2 separate regions of the Mus musculus genome follow, and region 1 is linked to region 2. Evidence: chromatin contacts called from ENCODE POLR2A ChIA-PET data. All regions are on one chromosome and are shown on one strand. The core of a region is the stretch at or near the end of the contact, and the rest is flanking DNA. Distances in the headings are between cores, read along the strand shown. Region 1 holds the start of Prkd2 (protein kinase D2). Region 2 holds the start of Slc1a5 (solute carrier family 1 (neutral amino acid transporter), member 5).

Region 1 (2,700 bases), core at 33-2,532, 62 kb before region 2:
GGCCCAGGATGGGCCCATCAGAAGAGCTCTTCCTGATCAGCTGCTCCCACTTGCCCCTTCCTCCCAACTCCACACCTGGTAGGCCCCTCCCTTCCTCCCTGCTCGCTGCAGAAAACAACAAGCAGCGACAGGCAATTTGGGGAGGCCTCTGGGCACCCCACCCCTATCCGGGCCTCTCTGAAACCGGTGGTGGAGTGAGGACACGACTAGGGTGTAGTGCCCCTCCTCGTCTGTCACCTAGGCCCCTCTCTGGCCTCCCAACAATCTCAGGCCACCTCCAAAGCCTCCTCCTTTATCATGAGAGCCCCCTATGCCCTCACCTTCTGGTCCACGATAGAACAGGCTAGTTGCTTCACATGAGCCAACTCTGAGGCAGCCGGCAACAGCACGAACTCTCGGGTCAATCCGATCTGGATATGGAAGGAGACCCCCGAACCCGGAGCCGGGATCTGAGGCAGCAGAGGTGGCGGCGACTGGAGATCCAAGCCACCGGGGGGCGGAGGAGACCCGGGCCCCGGAGAGCCGGGGAGTCCTGCGGGATGGGAGGGGGCGGCGGCCATGGGGGCCAGATCCAGATCTGCCGCCCAAAGCTCACCAAGGACCCTGGGACCTAGATCCGAGAGCTCTCTTGCGGTGGTGGTAAGAACGCAGGCATTTGAGAGAGAAATCTGTCAGGTTGAGAGACGCGAGGATGGCGGGATCCTGGGCAATGAGAGAAAAGGCATCTAGTGGGTCACACGCCGGGAGTCAAGAGAGCAGAGTTCAGAAAGAAAAACAGTGGTTTGGGGAAGGGTACCCAGAGATTGGAAGGTTGGAAGAAACCAGGAAAGAAAGTCGGGTAGGGCAGGGTCCCTGGAATCAAAAGACACTGCGATCCAAGGCCCCTGGAGAAAGAAGGCTGAGAGCAAAGCAGAGGGAATGCCAGGATCCGGTGGGTTTGACGGCAGGACCAAAGTCAGGGCAGGCCTGAAGATGCTCTGCCTTGGGGGTAGAAAACGGGAGTCTGACCAGGGATCTAGTGGATCGTAGGAACCCGACTGGCTCGGGGATGAGGAGGGGTTGCCAGGGCCAGGGCTGAAAGAAGAGACTCTCACAGGTCGTGAAAGTCGGAGGAAAGTTGGATCAGGGGCGGCGGAGGAGGGAGCGTTACCGAAGGCGGGGCGGGTCGGGGACAAGGGAGGGTCGCACAGCGCGGGTAGCTCTATTTTTCCCCCTTCAAAGTTTAAGTCGGCAGCGGCGGCCCAGAAGGAAGTCTCAGGAGCGATGGCACAGCTGGCCAATCAAAGCAGGGCACCGTGACATCACAGGGCGGGCCTTACTGGGACGGAAGGGGAAGGCGGGACCCCGCACCAGGGAGTTGGGGGGAATTTGGTGGCTGGGGGTAGGAGGGCGGAAGGGTCAGCGTTTCCTCTGCACAGTCCAGCCTGGAAAGTTGACTTTTCGCCGCAGTTCACCGCGGCACGCGAGAGGGGCAGGCGCTTTGTCATTGAAGGAGTGAGCTGTCAGACTGGCACGCATCCGGCGCCCACCGCAGGGAAAGGGTCGGAAATCGTTGTCAAGTCCGGTGGCTTTACAGTTTCTGCTACTCAACCTGCCCCCAACACACACACACACACACACACACACACACACACACACACACACACACACACACACACACACACAAAAGCGCGCGTCCCCAGCTCAAAAGCCCAGTATATAAGGTGGGAAGTCGAGGAGGCCTTAGGATGCACAAGAGAGCTTAATTTCAGGTTTCTCTCCAGAGAGTTGAGGGTACAAAGCCTGTCCCTCCAACCAAGGTGGCATGACAAAGGACACCACCACTTGATAGACCTCCTGTGAGACCAAGTGCCGACATCTTTCTGGCTGTGTGACTTCTCCACTGTGAGCCTTAGTTTTTCTGTCATGAGGCCGAAATACAGGTGGTGCCTGGACACTGCTAAAGTTGAGTTGATGTGGCTGCCTTTGATTTTGCAGAGGAAAGGGAAGGCACTGAAAACATCCAGGGGTGTCTGGGTGGGTGTGTTAACGGAATCATCCAACATGTGGCTGGTGAGATGGCCAGGTGGGGAAAGGCATTTGAAGCCAAGCTCACTGGCCTGAGTTCAATCCTGTACACTCACATAGTCAAAGGAGAACCAGCTGAGCTACTGTGGGTTGTCCTGACCTCCACCCTTCTCTGAAATAAACAGTAGTGCAATAACAGGAAATCTAAAAAGCTAACATCAACTGAGAGCCTGTGAGTCTGTGTAGTCAACTCTAACTCCATCAAGAGCCGTTCTGACTTTTACTCCAGTAGTCAGGCAGTGGCTACCAATTAGTTTTCACATCCAGGTAGCTGGAGCTTTAAGAGAGCAGCAACTTGTCCACAAGGGCCCCCCCTTACTGGTTCAGCGCTGCTGGGGGCAGCTGAGGTGGGTACAGTGCTGGCTGTCACCACATCCGGGGGCAGAGGCTGGGGAAGGAAGTCTGAGGCTGGAGTGAAAACCCAAACTACCACCTGGGGAAGTTGCAAAGAGGGACAGGGGGAGGCAAGGCCACGTGGAGCTCACAGCCTGGCTAATGAGTGTCCCCTAAAAACCACATGCCTACATGTACCTTCTAGACAGGCATGTCCCCAGCATGTTTGACTGCCTGCTTCTGGGACTCACGGCCCCCTTTACCCCGTGACCCTGGGGCAGGTCTAGAAGGCGGGGGTTG
Region 2 (2,700 bases), core at 57-2,556:
CTGTCACCGTTACCTTATTTTCCTAGATTCTAGAAGGCATGACTCAATCTGGAGGACTCAACCTTGGTGACTAGTGGCGGCACACACGGGTAATCCCTGTACTCAGAGGGGGTAAAGCAGAAAGATTGCACGCTTGCACTGGCCCCTAACCACCCCACTGCCTGGCGGGAACGTACCTCACGAGATCTAGAAAGGAATCCAGCACCTCTTTGGTTGGTGCACTGCGGGCACAGGGGTCTACAACAGAGTCGTTGATGGAGGTGATGGCGGTAACGGCGGCGCCCGGCTTCAGCGCCAGGGCCAAACCCACGCCGAGCGCCGACGCGAGCAGTGTGGTGACCAGGAAAAAGAGCAGCGCCCAGGCGCCCACACGACCGAGCGCGCTAGGGTCCAAGCTGGCTGCACCTCCGATCAGGCTGCACACCACGAGCGGCAGGATGATCATCTTCAGCAGACGCAGCAGCAGCTCTCCCGGGAAGGCGAAAGCGGTCAAGCGCGCGGGACCCAGCGCGTCAGCACCGCCCGCCGCCGAGACCCCCAGCCCCAGCCCCACGCCAGCCACCACCGCAGCCACCGTGAGCAGCACCAGCAGGTTGGCGCGAATGCAGCGGCGCACCCGGTCACGGGAACCGCAGCAACCACCTGCTTTCGCACTCTGGTCCTCTCTGGATCCCAGCGCGGGGCCACCGTTCGCGGTGGAATCCACCGCTACTACCCCTTTGGGGTCAGCCTTAGGGGGATCCACTGCCATGCTGAGCCGTAACAGGGAGGTTCCTTGTGAGCCTGGAGACTAGGTGTGACGTCCTTAGGACCGAGAATGGAGGCTGAAACTTTGCAGCGGTCCTTGAAGTTATGCGTCCACCGGATCTCGGAAACTGGAGGGTCCTAGGCTCCCTGAGCTGTATGCGGAGATCCCTTTATTTTTCCTGGTGATGTCGAATCCCCGAAAACTGGGAGTTGAGAGCGCCTTGTTGGAGTAGGGAACAGCTCTTCAGAGGGTTCTTTGACTCCCTGAAGGAGTAAGGAAACTCAGGTAGCTGAGGTCTTCAGGAAGCTCAACCCAAGTGGCATAGATCCGGGATGCCTTGCTCCGGGAGACCGAGATCCCAGGATTAGGACGCCTGGCTCTCGGACTCTTGGGTACTGGAGCCCTAGAAGGAGTGGACCGAGCGTTTCGGGCTCTGGAGAGAAAAATCAAATTTCCAGATGCAAATAGGAAGCAGCCCGGGGGATATGGAAAGTGGCGCCAAGGAGAAACCTCCCAGGCCGCGCCGCGTGTCTCTGAGGCTGCTAGACGGAAGCGACCAGGATTAAAGGCGGAGGGGCGTGACTTGAAAAAGCGGAGGGCGGGACTTGAAAAGGCGGAGGCCGTCCCGCAAGCGCTGATTGGTTATGGAACATTCGGCGCCAGGTGGCGAGCGAGGGGCGGAGCCAAGATCACAGTGGGCAACCTAGGGTGAATAACAATGCATAGCCAGGGGCGGGGCCGGGGCAAGGGCATCGAGCCAGAAAGGGTGCAAAGCCTCCAAAAGGGGCGGGGCGTTGGGAAACTATCCAACCCACACCCACCCACACGCACCTCACCACTGGTCAAAAGAATCTAATTGTGGATCATATCTGATATTCCACAGAAGGACCCCTAGAAAGGGCAGACAGATGAGTGGCACACACCTTTAATCCCTGCTCTCAGGAGGCAGAGGCAGGCAGATAGATCTCTGTGAGTTCAAGATCAGCCTTGGTTGGTCTACAGAGCGAGTTCTAGGGCTGCCAGGGCTACATAAAGAAAAAGAAACCCAGTCTGTAGAAACAAATTGGGGAAAGGGAGGGAGGAGGGGCCAGTAGGCCCCAACATTGAATGTGGGGGATTTGAACTCAGGCCCTCATGCTTGAGCTGCAACCCAGTCTCTTTCCTCAGATAGTCACAGATTGGGTCCTCCCCACAGGAGCATGGCACATGCAACACACACAAATAAACAAATATATAAATAAATGTAGCAAAAAATATTTAAATGGCCAGTTCACCACAAACATTCTTAGTTTAGACACTGTTACCCATCAACTGTAAGAATAACAGACTTAGAGAGGAGGAGGAGGAGGAGGAGGAAGAGGAGGAGGAAAGAGGTCTGCTGAATCCAGAATCTTTGGGACATGTAGGGTGGGGAAAATGAGGCTGAAGTTTGTGGATCAGGATTGGCTAGGAGCGTTCTGCCCCACTGCCTGCCCCTAGTAAGAGAAATACTCAAACTGGTTCCAGCCAGCTCTTTGGCCCAACCTCCTACCCGGATTCCTTGTGATTTCATCAGTGGGAGAAAGGTCTGGGGCTTCCCAAAGGGTGAAGCAGGGTAGTGAGAGGCTGGGCTGAAGGAGGAGGACAGCCAAGAGTCCCTTCCTGAACTCTGTTGACCACTTGAGAAACGCCCTGAAGAATGGCTCTTTTGGAAAGTCTGGAGCTTGCCTGGAGGTGGAGCAAAGGAGGCTACAGGGCTCAGTCTGTTCTACCAGGCGCTCACCCGCAGCTCTCAGGACTGCAATCCCAACTATGGAAGGATTCCAAGGTCATGACCAGCCTGGGCCACAGACATCAGAGTAAAGATGGGAATGAGGGGCTGCTGGGAAAGGCTAGCCTGAGAGAGGGCAGGGAGGGCTTGTTGGAGAAGGAAGCAGGGTTTCTTCGTGTGACTCTGACTATCCTAGAACTTG

Evidence for each region. ChIA-PET counts read pairs that join two places held with the same protein, here RNA polymerase II (POLR2A).
Region 1: POLR2A ChIA-PET joins it to region 2 with 10 read pairs in Patski. The contact joins the promoter of Prkd2 here to the promoter of Slc1a5 in region 2. POLR2A ChIA-PET finds 5 or more read pairs at or near these places in 3 of 5 experiments (Patski and embryonic stem cell).

What each region holds. Positions count from the first base shown.
Region 1 is chr7:16,841,484-16,844,183 of GRCm38, reverse strand. Prkd2 (protein kinase D2) reads right to left here and starts at 1,282. Exons shown (of 19, transcript NM_001252458.1): 1 at 1,151-1,282; 2 at 321-702. The coding sequence starts at 560.
Region 2 is chr7:16,779,952-16,782,651 of GRCm38, reverse strand. It overlaps Slc1a5 (solute carrier family 1 (neutral amino acid transporter), member 5), which reads right to left and starts at 1,306. Exons shown (of 9, transcript NM_009201.2): 1 at 177-1,306. The coding sequence starts at 751.